2 separate regions of the Homo sapiens genome follow, and region 2 is linked to region 1. Evidence: chromatin contacts called from ENCODE Hi-C or POLR2A ChIA-PET data. All regions are on one chromosome and are shown on one strand. The core of a region is the stretch at or near the end of the contact, and the rest is flanking DNA. Distances in the headings are between cores, read along the strand shown.

Region 1 (6,771 bases), core at 3,171-5,670:
ATGCTGAGACCCCATCGATCTGCGCTCTTGGGCTGTGACCCAGGAAGACAGATCCCAGTTTTGGATGCCTGTAATGTTACCAGGCATTCCTTGCCATGTCTTCCTTTTATTTCCAAATGCACGCCCACTGCTAGGAGAAGGGTTGCCTGGGCACCTGGCCCAAGTCCTTCCTGCAGTTCCCCTCCTCCCTTGCACAGCCCAGGAGATGCAATCAGATCTTTGTGTCCTTCCTCCATCCAGGGTGGTTATGGACAAGCATGGTGAGCCGTGGCATCTCTTGACCTGCTGGGTTTGGGGTATCACAGTCACTCCTGAGCCTCCCTTGAAGATGCTTAGAGGCATTACATGCTGGGGAAGGGACACTCTGCTCCTTCCTGCCTGGCCACCCTGGCACGGGCCTTCACTGTTCTCTCCTGGCCTCAGCTTTCTGAGGGTAATACCAGAGCCCTCCCCATAGAGAGATCGTGAGGGCTTCGGAAGGCAGTTCCTGTGAAGTGCTCAGTAACCATTCCTCAAAGGGAGCCAGCAGCCCTGCGGAACTCCCTGCCCCGCTCCGGTGTGAACACGGTTCCTCCCCCAGCTGATGTCTGGGATGGAAAAACCTCCTGCTGTTCAGAGTCTCAGTCCCTTACCCATGTGTTCTTCCAGTGGTGCTGTGTTTTTATTTTCTTTTTCTCTTGAGCTCCACTGATTGGTGTTCACCTCTTCCTCCTCTGTCTCTCTCTCTAAGGTTTGCTTCGTGGACTCTTGATTCCACACTGACTAGGGGCCTCACTCCACAGCTCGCAGGCACACCCAAGCTGTTCCCAGCAGAAAGCCTTGCTTGCCTGTGATGCAGGTGGAGACAGGGCTCACCTCAGACAAAATGAAACACAGAGCAGACATCACTGTCCTTAGAGTAAAGTCCCAGATCCCTCCATCAACACACAGCGCTGGTTGCCCTGGCCCCTGACAACCACCCAAACCTCCTCTCACTCCTCCTGCCAGGCCACGCAGCTTTCATTCCCTCCGGCACGCAGTGGGCTCTGGGTGCCTGCATGTGCACTTCCCTCTGCCCAGGGCATTCTCAGCATTTCCCCCCTTTTAACTCATTTTTACCCCTTGAGACTCAAACATCATTTTGCCACAGAGACTTACGTTCCAGGCCTTGCCAAAGACCCTTGCCATGCCTTCCCAGGGCACCGTGCATTTTATCTTACACATCCATCACTCTTACAAAAGTATTTTCGTTATTGTGTCTGCTGGCAGTTGAGAGGTGGGGGTTTCCCTGTGCCCACTGGTGGCAGAGCTCACTCACTTTTGCCACACGGATATCACGGCAGGTTGTTCAGGATCCTCTCTAATCTGCTTCTCTCTAGCCTCTGTGACAGAGCTAGGTCAGTCTCATGGGTCGCTGTGTCTGTCTTTCACCACCAACACCACATTTTCAGGCCAGAGAAAGGCTCATTAAATTCTGGGACTGGTAACAGTGAGAAGTTGTAAACATTCCTAGGAGGGAAACAAGCACCTTTTCTCCCTAGTTGTTGCCAAAGGTCATAGCTCCCTTTAGGACTTTTCCTACAGGATTATATGGTTTCTCCCGTTTCCTCGGGACTTGGTGGGTATAAATGAGACGTTTTCCTGCATTTTCCCAGAGGGCAGCAGACCTGGCTTAGAGACACTCAGAAGGAACTGTGTGTGTGTGTGTGTGTGTGTGTGTGTGTGTGTGTGTGTGTGCACGGAGAGAAGTATGAGTGAGGGAAATCCTGCTGAAAGATAATGGGAAAGGGGAGGAGAAATGTTCTGGAGTTCGGTGTGGAGTCTCAGGGCTGTCCTGGGTGCTTCCTGAGTATCAGTAAGAATGCTGTGAGCAGACGCTGGCCCCAGGACCACGCTGGGGCCCTCCAGCAGGAGAGGAAGGCAAGGTCTTGGCCCTCAGACAACTTTCCTGTGTTTGATTAAGACAGCTAGAGAAGGGCTCTGCCGTGGACCCTGGCAGTTTTGCTTGACTTGAATGTGTGTGACAGTTATTTAATTTGTTCATCATTAGGATGGCCTCAGATTTGCAATCAGACCTTGTAGACACTGAGTCATGTATTCTGGGCAGGAGATGACTTTGCCGATTACTACCTCCCCAGCAGTCATGAAAAAAAGATACCACCCCAGTGGTTGAAATCACAAATTGAAATACCTGATTCCAAGAAGTTAGGCCCTAGTGTATTGGGATGAAATTGTACTCCTCCCCCACAAGAGTGTGGCTTTTCCAGAGCTCGCGTGTCTGTTAGCACACCTGCCCAGGCAGCCTAATCAGGGCCAGAGCCGCTGCTTGGGTAGAGTCCTGCATGTTCAGTGGAATGGAACATGGCAGTGCACACCCGCAGGCTGAAGTCAAATAGCCATCAATCACAGAGCCTCCCTACTTTGCCCAGATCCCTGGGGTGGTGAGTAGACACAGGCTTATGGCAGCCAACTGACCCCATGTCCCTGTCTGTAATGAAGCCGCCAGGAGGGGCCCTTGCTGGTTTTCACCATATGCTTACCAATTAAAACTTCAGTCCATGCCACATGCTGGGCTGTTGGAAACACATTTTTGTTTTGATGTGGCTATTTTGAAGTCCATGTGTGCAAAAACATGTGCTTTCTGTCAACCAAATGATGACGCTGCCGCTGCTGAGGCTGTGCTCTTGCCATGCTTGTAAAATTAATGGGGTTTTGTATCTCTCCTAAATACTCTATTATCAGATGAAAAAGAAATTACCATAAAAATTCCTTCAGTACCAAAGGGAATGTTTCTAAAAGGCCTGTTCACTCCATCCCATGACCCAGCACAGTTTTTACTTTTAAGGAAGAGTGTATGATGCTCTCATTCTCAGACACGTGGCCTCACAGCTGTGTGCCCATTGGCTTCCTTCTGTAACTGCCACCCATGAATCTCTGTCTGGAAACTATGCCCTCAGATCTCCAGTTCCTAAAGCCTTCCCCTCTTGGGATGCCCAGGAGGGACAGCCCCTCAGCTGCAGGGGGGTCTTTGCTGCCCCTCCCCATGTCCTCCAGCCTTCCCTGGAAGCAGGTTCCTGCCCCAGGCTGGAGTTCCCAGTAGAAGATGCACAACCTGTAATCAAAGGAGAGGAATTTACTCCTCCACCCCCAAATTCCTACCTGGCACTTGGGGACATTTCCACGGAGGAGTGGGATTTGGAAGTTGCCCAGGAATATCAGGAAAGGTGACATTTCATCTGCTCCACTGCATCTTCCCTGCCCAGCTAACTCCCTGACTCATCCTCAGAGGATGGCAGCCTGAGAGCAGATGAAGGATTGGGGGGTGATGGCCCCGTGGGTCCTGAAGAATGAGTTGCTGGGAAGCTGGGGTTAGCTGGGCCCCCTGCCTAGTGAGGCCTGAATGTCCCTTTCCCTTAGTAATGCCCATGCCCAGCCTGCTGGGGGGCTGGTTCTGTGCACCCCATGGCCAGCCGTGCCCATTACCTGGTGCCGCAGGATGCCTCCACAGAGAGCTGCCCTGATCTGCGTGTTCTCATGGAATCTGGGCAGGTCCCTTCCAGCCCCTGCCATGCGTAGACCCTGCCAGAATTTCTGTGTTGCTTTGAGCAGTGTGTACCTAGGGTTCAAGCACACACCCTTAGAGTGCATTGCCAGGGTTCCAGAAGAGTGGGCTTTGCTCAGCCTGAGGGCAGTTCCCTTAAGAGTGAGCCACCCTCCTCCAGCCTTCATGTGTGGCAGTTGGCTCAGAATTTTGTGTATTCTCGATCATTTTGCTACACATCCACAGCTCATAGCTGAGGGTTTTGCTCAGAAAAAATAAATAAATAAAAATAAAAAAATTTTAAAAAAGCATAAGCCAGATTGTGCCATTTCCCTGTTCCCTAGAGTGTCACACGAGTGAGAACATGATCATCTTACCTCAGTGACAGCATCAAATCTCCAGCGTTGATAGGTTTGCAAATAGACTGTGACCATGAGTGATTCTTCCAAACTGCTTTCAAAATCTCAAACTAACTTCACATTATGAGCAAATATAACCCAAGAAAAGGGTGATGAACCTCACTGGTTCAGCCAACTGATTTCAGGACACATTAGCTGTTTTTCATCAGCTTGATCCACCATGGATTTTGTTTCTCTTTCCCTAAACAGGCAAAAAGGTTATATATTAGTTTCGTATTGCTGTGTAACAAGTTTCCACAGACATAGCGATTGGAAACAACACTCGTTTATTATCTCACAGTTTCCATCTGTCAGAAGTTTAGCACAGCTCAGCTGAGCTCTTGACCTTGCCTGTCCACTGCCACAAGGCTGGAATTAAGGCTGCGGCTGGCTGGGCTCTTATTGGGAGACTCTGGGAAGAGTCCACTTCCAGCCTCATTGAGGGTGATAGCAACATCCAGTTCCTTGTGCCCACAGAACTGAAGTCCCTGTTCCTGGTAGGCTGTTGACCAGTGGTGGTTCTCAGCTTCTAGAGGCCACCTGCATTCCCTGTCAAGCAGCAGTGATGTGGCAGATCCTTCTCCTGCTTCGAATCTCTGACTTCCTTTTCTGCTGCCAATTGGAAAACTCTCTGCCTTTAAAAGCCTTTCCTGATTGGATCCAACTCATCTAGTAAACCTCCATATCGTAAGGTCACTGACTAGGGACTTTCCTGTCATCTGCACAATCCCTTCACAGCATTGCCTCGATGAGTGTTTGAATAACCAGGGCATAGGTCTCTTGGGGGCCATCTTTGGACATCTGTCCACCACAGAGAAATCAACCTCACATTCATTCTCACCTCACTTCACCCTTCCAAGAAATCTGTCGTCAATATAATCTCCATTGTTGTCTCCACCAGCAAGTGCCGGGGATCCTGAACCCGAATCAGAGGCAGAACCGGAAGCAGAGGCAGGGGCGGGGCAGGTTGCTGATGAAGCTGGCCAGGACATAGCCTCTGCCCACGAGGGTGCAGAGACTGAAGTGGAGCAGGCACTAGAGCAAGAGCCGGAAGAAAGAGCCTCCCTCAGTGAAAAAGAGAGGCAGAACGAGGGGGTGAACGAGAGGGACAACTGCTCTGCCTCCAGCGTCTCGTCCTCCAGCAGCACGTTGGAGAGGGAGGAGAAGGAGGACAAGCTCTCCAGGGACAGGACAACTGGTAAATGAAGCCCCTTGTTTCAGTCGGCATGTGCCAGGGAGGCCTGGGGTGCAGGGGCTGGTTCTCTAAGAGCTTGTCCACAGGCTGGCCTCTGAGGTGACCTGGGTCAACCCACTCATGTGGCTGTGTCACCCAGTGTCTGGGGACAAGGAGTGTGGCCACGCTGGCAGCCAGCCAGCAGCCTTCTGCCCTGTAGAAAGACAGCCCCCAAACTGTCTGCCACACCATCACATTCATCACCTCCACACCTGGGGAAAAGGGCCCCGATAAGGAGGGCTTTTCCTGAGGAATAAGCCCCAGAAGAGAAACCTCTCACTTCCCCCTGACTGTTCCATTGTGAATAATAGTAAGGTTGATAATAGTAAGGCTTTTTCCGTTTTTGATATAAGTTTAGAAACTGTCACATTGTCATCTATTCCTTTAAAAATGTGTTTACTGAAGTGTGTTAATCATTTTGACTGGACATTTCAGACTGGGAAAGATTTGTTTAAATGGATTGAATGAGTATTTCCAAAAAATTGTACACAGTTTACTGAGGTCAATTTGATGTACTGGAATATAGATAATTTGTTTTCTATATTACACTCATAACTATTCTTTTCTTTGTATAAAGTATATGCTTTTCCTTATGGAAGTATATCTTTTTGATGTTACACTTAATACTCATTCAGTTCTCCTATGAATGGTAACTTTAGAATTAGGGACCAAATGGAATGTTAGATTATAGGTTTGGTTTAGCCTGAAAGAACCTCACCAAGGACTTGAGAAGGGTGCCACAGAGGGTTATAGGAATCGTGAATAATTCATATGATCTGTGACACCACAGGATTACTTTTCCTACCCATGACTTGTGTGCTATCAAGGTGGTAGAATGCCTCCTTCCTCAACAAACACTCCTAACCAGTGGAGTCATGTCTTATGGGCCAGCCTTTCTTAAGCTACATATGAGTGGCACCCACTCGAGTCGATGTCTTAGGCCCAAAGGGCAATATGACACCTCTACAAAGGCCTGCCAACCAGTGCCATGACCCATGAATGGCTTATTCATTCCTAGATTAAAAATACATTGTCTCAGAAGCATGGATGAACGAATGAATGAAACCAGAATGTCTTCCAATAGACCTGTCAGTCAATGGCGTAGTCTAAAATAGTTACTATTTGGATTTTTTCCCAGTTAGAATATACTACTAGATTTTATGCTTTATATTGCTGGTCACTATGATGCAGTAAAAACAAGAAGATAAAAGACTTTATTAGTTTACATCTTAGGAATTATTGCATTGAAAATCCAGTGTCTTCATTTGGTTGAATATGTATGTGCCAAGAGGTATTATATATACTGATATTTACTTAATTTCTTTCAAAGTCAGATTACAGTTAGTCCCCCAAATTCTTCTTATCATTCATATTAATGTAATTATTGTCATAATACTGGGTGTAGGGTAAGTCTTATTGATCAGATTGGTCTTAAATCATGTTTTATTTATTAGGAATAGCTTTAAGAATTATTAATCATAACTGGGTTTAGCAGGCCTAAAACATATCAAGAAATTGGATTAGTAAAAATATACCAGGCGACAGGGCTTTCTTGGATCAGATTGTCCAATATTCTTCCAAAGAAGGACAATTTTCCAAAAGTGGAAACCGTTCCCAGT
Region 2 (6,771 bases), core at 2,626-5,125, 100 kb after region 1:
AGAAGGTAACCATATATACTCAAATATTTCACATATCCATGGATATGAAATCATCCAAACCGTTGCTGGAGAGAACAAAGAAGAAACTTAGTATCCCTTCAGGAGATACCAGGAACAAGCCCTACATTCTAAGTAACTCACATCTGTGTGTGTGTATGACCAGTCTTCCCTAGCCAACTCAAATCCCTGGAATGTGCAAAGGATGAGTTCTCCAATTCATTTCCTGGGCCCCCTAGAGTGACTTCTTGATGTAGTTACAGAGGCAAAGAGGCAACATGTTAATAACTATCCAAGCTTGTGGCTTACTGGACCCTTCTGAGATGTGATACCGACAACTGCTTATGTCAGGACTGCATTAGGTCATCCTGTCAGTCAGTTCTAGGTACCCAATGCATGGGAAAGCATCATGTAGAAGGACGATTTGAGTTCACTTCCCAACTCTGCCAGTAGCTGAGTGACGAACACATCACTCTGTGAATCTAGGTTCAAGAATAAACTCTAAGACTTAATATACAGAACACTGGCAGTACGAGGGGGTGTGAGTTTGACAGGAAGAGAGGAGACTAGGAAATTATTATTATTCACAGCCACAGCATCTTCAGGAACTATAGATAAAGAGAAAGCTTCAAGCTTGCCGGAGATTTTAAGCATGTTTTTAGATTATTAAATGGACAACAGCTGTCATTTTAATGAAACAGGTTTTAAATTTCTTTTATTTATGAACTAAAATGTATGTTCTGATCAAGTTTTGTTTTTTCTGTGTCCATTATTTAGTACCCAGTCTCATAAATGTGAAATTTAAGAGACTCAGACTCCTTGGACTAATTTGTTTTCCTATTATTAGGAGTAATGGGCTTGCTCCTAGTGCCTCCTGTGTGGCCACATTATCTGTGCTTTCAGAAGAAAAAATGCACTTGCAGAATGCCTTTCTCCCACTCCTAAAACCCTGGTACAGGAAGCCTACAGTTACCAGTGTTCTGCAAGGTCCTTGCTCCTCTCGTCGCCCCAAAAGGACAGCATTGCTCTGACATTTTGATCACTAGTGCCATCTAGTGGTGAAGACAAGGAAACTACTGTCTATCCGCCTTTCTTAATGGGGATTCCATGAGATCCAGGCTGAGGGCAGGTGGACTATTTGGCATTGTTCATATGTAAGACAGGCTGAATAATTCCAGTAATTAATAGTAATTATAACATTTGTTATGGTATTTATTTCACCCAAGAAATAAGTTTTGGTATTATTTTATACCAATATTTTTTACAATTATTCAAAATTCATACAAATAGAAAAAAATCTGTGAAATCAAATATTTAACACACATTTCAAATACTAATATACATAAAAATATTCAAGTAAACCAAATTCATGAAAAACATCAATCCCTCACTGTCATTCTAATTTAAACGACTAGCGGCCCTGACTCTGCTGCTTTTTGCTGCAGACCCTTCTGCCCCAAGCACCCCTGGGGCAGTTGCTGGGCCTGCAGTTCTCCAGCCTTCCTACTGCATGTAGCTCTTCTGAGTGGGGCAAATCCAGGAAGAAAGGTTCACAACCAAAATTTAAATGACCACATACTTGCTTCAGTCCTTTAAGGTTGGAGAGAAAAGTAAACAACCTCTCCTAATTTTAACGTATCTCACCATTTTTTTTTTCTGGCCAGTGACTCAGTTACTGCCGTTTTAAAATTTCTGTTCTAACCAACCTGAAAAGAGTTTGCTTTTCCACAGGGAGCAATCTGCCCACATCAGAGGGCTTCTTCCCACACAGATCCATGCCCAGGCTATATTTTGGGGGGTGTGATAGGAGGGCAGGGAGGAGGAAGATCGGCAGAAAGTGAATGGAGGAGGGTAATATCAGGATTGGAGAGAGGGTCTGGGGAGAAAGCCAACAAGGGAGAGTAACAACGACTGGTATCTGAACTAACAGCTGATTGCATCAAGATGGTATCTGCAATCTCTAGCCCAGTGGTGATTCTGTCACATAGTTCCTAATTTTTAATCTTTCTTTTCTTCTCCTGAGATAATCTACAATGGTTTATTTAAGCTACTTTAGAAAGAGTCCATCACAAGCTCTGTTACTACTTCATCAGATGAAGGACCTGAGCCACTTTTTTGTTTTGGGAGCTATCAACAAGATTCCAGAAAACCAATAGCACTGGGCCTCAAGGGAAGGGCTAGGGGCTGTCCATTGCCTTCTACTCACCTTTTCTACTCCTGGACAATCCTGCACCCCATTATTCCCCTCACTTTTAGAGGCCACTTCCCAACTAGGGAGCAGATGCAGGATCAGGTCAGCATAGGGCCCAAAGGACAGAAATCAATGTCTCTGTAGGTGCTGGTCCATGCTGAGCTGGCTCTCTGGCTGGTCTGCAACCATGGCCAGGTGAAGAGCTGCCCAGGACGTCCATCAAGGAGCATGAGAACATTGCTGGAAATTGTGGCAATGAGCACAACGGCATCTCCTGAAACTCTTCTCAGGGAGGACATTCCATGAAGTGGAGGAAAACCTGGATGAGCTGTGGAGGGATGGTGTGAGATCCCCAAGAGAATTCCCAAATATATTCTCAAACTCCCACCTTAGGAGAGGTGGAGGGCTTGGTTAACTGAACCCTTTTGTTTTGTTGAGTAGGGTATGAGAGTTTGGGGCCAGAGCTGCATTGCTTAACAGCCAAAGGAAAGGTAGCATACTTTTTCCAAAATCCTTTCTCCACAGAACCATTAGTCTCCCTCTAAAAATACGTGAAGAAAAAAATATATAAATATTGGCCTGTCTAGAGGCACCACAAGTCTTGGTGAAGCTGTGTGTCTGACAGAGCTCATATGAGGCAACCTTCAGAAGAGTAATACCCTCAAGTTTATATAATCATCAAAATTCTACCACTGGGGGAATTAGTGGGGGAAGCCTTTGCATCTACAGCTGCTCTGCTTCAGAGATGGTGGGTGTGGTAGCCTGAGTCTCAGGAATGCAATTAAGGATTGCTTGTGGAAAAGAAGTTAGGCAACCTTGGGAAGGCTCGACACTCTTTCTGACTTTTGCGTTTTATCTAATTCACTTACTCATTTCACATTTATTAAGTATCTATTATGGGATAAATACTGTGTGGGGCACTAGAAACAGAAAGAGAAATGAGGGAAGGGGCAGAGAAGGCTGTGTCAGACACATGGATTGCTTATTCAAATCCACCTTCCTTTTTCTCCTTGGCAGAACCTTCATTTTGTCTGAGATGGCAATGTGTCCTATTAAATACTTGTTTTCAGAACCTCCTGCAATTACTGCTGGACATTAAAATGTAAACACAAGTCCAAAACAGAAGGTTTCTAAGAAAACTTTCACTGTCCTGTTAAAAGGTGACAGATATGCCTGGCCACATCCCTTACCTCTTTTTTGTTTTTTGAGCTTGGAAATGATAGCTCAGACTGTAGCAGTTATTTTGCCACTATGATATTGTGAAATAAATATTTGGTCTCTGTCCCAGATTCCTGGCATACAATTTCTAAAATCCTTGGAATCTCCAAAGTGACATCTTTTTGTGTGCTAAAGAGTTGACAAATGACTGGCATCTCCAAGGTAGCTGCAGGATGGGGGATGATCACCAGAACAACCAAGGCAGGCAGTGGGTTGGAACTTTCAGCCCCACCCCCTGACCTCAGGGAGGGAAGAGGGGCTGAAGGGTAAGTTGATTATCAATGGCCCATGGTTTAATCAATCATGTCTACATAATGAAGCCTCCATAAAAACCCAAAAGACAGAGTTTGAAGAGCTTCCGGACAGCTGAGCACATGGAAGTTCCTGTAGTGTGGCGTGCTCTCGGATGGCAGGGAAGTTCCACGCCCCTCCCACCACACCTTGCTCTGTGCATCTCTTCATCTGTATCCTTTGTAATAAACCTGTAAATGTTAAGTAAGTGTTCCTCTGAGTTCTGTGAGCCACTCTAGCAAATTAATTGAACCTGAGGAGGGGGTCATGGGAACCCCAATTTATAGCTGGTGGGTCAGAAGCACAGGTAAAACAACCTGGGACTTGCAATTGGCATTGGAAGTGAGGGCAGTCTTGTGAGACTGAGCCCTTAACCTATGGGATCTGATGCTATCTCCAGGGAGACAGTGTCGGAACTGAATTGGAGGACACCCAGCTGGTATTCACTGCAGAACTGATAGCTTGTTGATGTGTTTGGGAACTCCCCCTTGCAACACACACACATTTGGTCATGGAAATTTTCTGTGTTGATTGTTGCGGAGTAACAGGAGAGGAAAAACAGTGTGTGTTTTTTCTACTCAGAGGCACCATAAAGAAAAAGGACAAAATAATTACAGAGATAACGGCTTAACATTGTCAGGACTGATGAACCAACTGCAACTGTCTACCTCAGGACTTGATACATGAAAAATATTAATTCCTATTTGCTTAAGCTATTGCTAGTTTATCTTTCCTTAAGCCAAACATATTCCTAATTTAAATAGAGATAAATGTTTAATAGGTAAGTGTTGTGGAGCTGAAGGGGCAAAGAGAACTAGGAGGGAAGAGTCTGCGAGGAAGGAAAAGATCAAGAGAGTTCTGCTTCTGCATCCAAGGGAGGAGAGGCTAGCAGAGAAGGGAGTGGCTAACTGTGGGGCATGCAGGAGCCACACCAAGTGAGATGAAGTAAGTCTTTAGCCATGAAGAGGTCCTAGTGATTTTGACAGAATGGTATCCAAGAATGGTGATGGCTAAAGAGAGGCTGTGGCAGGATGAATAACTGAGAAATGAAGGAAGGATGGTAATTTGTAAACTATGGCCACTGGATCCACCCTGTCACCTGTTTTTGTAAAAATGTTTCATTTGAACACAGTCACACACATGCATTTCAGTACTTTTGATGGCTGCTTTCACAGCTACAATGGCAGAAATGAGTAGTTGTGACAGAGACTGTAACGCCAGAGCATAAACTATCTGGTCCTCTAACGAAAACATTTCCCAACCCCTGGTGTAGACAACTTTTCTACACACTTGGCATGAAAAGCAACAAATAGCTAAATAGCTAGAAGGAGATATACGTTGAAGGTTTTTTGTTTTTAATTTTAAAGAGATGGGAAGCCCCTATGGGGAAGCTGCCAGGAGAAAGAAGTGAAGTGCTAGAGAGAAGGGTTGACTGGTGGAGAACACAGAGAATCTCCCAGGCAGAGTAAGAGCATGAAGTGAGGGGGTCACTAGTCACATGGTGTCGCAGGATGATTTCTTCTACTGGAAATGCTTATCATAAATTCACAGTGGGGCGTGTAACAAACAGATCTTCAAGAAGGTTCAGAACCCACTCTGTAGACTGTAGAAAAACTGAGTCTGAAAAAAAAGGAGATATTCTGCCAAATCATTTGGTTTCTGTGGGCCATGGTTTCACCATCAGTAAACTGAATTTTTATCTGGGGATTGGAGGGTGTAACCAATCAAGAATTGTAAAGCCGTCTGCAACTATGAAATGTCACTGAAATGCTTAATAATAACATAACTCTTCTGGCACCAGGATGTTATGAGAACTAAGAGGCAGATGCTTTCCTGGTGCTTGAAAGATGAAAAGCTCAGTGTAGACACTGGGCCTTACTATGGACCATCATGACAAAAGGCAGGTAGCAGGCACAATGAACATGAATCATACAACTGCACAGAGGCAGACAAACTGAAATTGTGTATTTAAGAAGAAAAAATGGTCAAATATATAAACATGGAAAAAGGTTGTTCATATTTCCCTCCAACCTCAGGGGACTGAAGCAGGTATATGATCATTTAGGTTTCGGTTGTCAATCTTTCTTCCTGGATTTGCAGTATAGAATCACAAAAGACTAGATTACACCTGGACGAGTCCTTCAATAACACTGATTTCAAATTACTTATTTTATACATGATGAACATGAGATCCAGAGAAGTTACATTACTTAGCCAAGGGTCCAGAGCTGGCATAAGACTTCTACTCCAGTGTGTTTTTCCCACATCAAAATGCTTCCATATCCTTACTAGTATAACATATCTCAGTGAGCTTCCCAGAGGAAGCTCTGGAAATAGCTTCCACTTTATTCCGATGTTGCTTTGGAATAAAGTGATTTCTGAGGCATATTCTTCCTTATGTCTTGTACCATACAGTCCTTAGAGCTCTTTAAGGAGAAGACTTTACCCATTTATCCCAGTTTTACTTATACTGTAGTTTCTTCATTTGGAGCTGCCTTCCATAGCTGAGTTTCAGGGATAGAGTCTGCAGGGGATCTCTATTTGGAAGCTATTCCAAAGCTCTGGATATATTTGGGCAAATATAGCCCAAAAGGGCAAAGGGCCCCTTCTTAGGGGCCTTATCTGAATGTATTTATGCAGCTGTGATCACCAGGTACACCAGATGGAGGCTGGGCTCTAAATGAGGTGTCTCCAAGGAGACAGGCCTCTAGGGTCAGTTCTCTAGAGAAGTAGGAATTATCAGCCCCTTGGGATCCTCCTGCTTCTCTGGTACAGGCATTTCTGGAAGCAGGCACACAGCAGGGGTGGCTTATCAAGCCTGCTCCTGTGTCAACATGCTCTTCAGTAACCTCTAGGGTGAGAAAGTGAGACAAGCGAGTTACAGAGCAGTCCAAAACTTCTACCCTCCACTGCTTAGGAGACAAAAGTAGGTAAGAAAATAGCATGTTGAGTATTGCCCCATTTTGAATGAAAAAATTATACAAAAACCTGTTTTAAACTTTTTGGGGTTATGAGTCCCTTTGAGAATCTGAAAAAGCCTTTTCCCCCACCTCCCAAAAAAAACATATCTGACA

What was found. Hi-C counts contacts between places; a loop is a spot of excess contacts on that map. ChIA-PET counts read pairs that join two places held with the same protein, here RNA polymerase II (POLR2A). Pooled maps may share reads with other maps.
Region 2: a pooled map of left cardiac atrium shows a loop between it and region 1 (3-fold over the local background). The contact joins two enhancer-like sites. A Hi-C loop is called at or near these places in 5 of 168 maps with a recorded cell type or tissue (K562, body of pancreas, gastrocnemius medialis and 2 more) and 3 of 50 pooled maps. POLR2A ChIA-PET finds 5 or more read pairs at or near these places in 2 of 52 experiments (MCF 10A and Panc1).

Annotation. Positions count from the first base shown.
Region 1 is chr18:36,704,276-36,711,046 of GRCh38, forward strand. It overlaps FHOD3 (formin homology 2 domain containing 3), which reads left to right. Exons shown (of 29, transcript NM_001281740.3): 18 at 4,820-5,116. Among named protein-coding and RNA genes, the nearest start is that of TPGS2, 120 kb to the right of the region's middle. RefSeq lists an enhancer at 2,941-3,442. Within about 2 kb of position 4,421, at least 2 of the 41 ENCODE cell types and tissues checked have a DNase peak (open chromatin) inside an H3K27ac peak, as active enhancers do.
Region 2 is chr18:36,808,709-36,815,479 of GRCh38, forward strand. The region is part of intron 2 of TPGS2 (tubulin polyglutamylase complex subunit 2); the gene reads right to left. Among named protein-coding and RNA genes, the nearest start is that of TPGS2, 17 kb to the right of the region's middle. Within about 2 kb of position 3,876, at least 3 of the 41 ENCODE cell types and tissues checked have a DNase peak (open chromatin) inside an H3K27ac peak, as active enhancers do.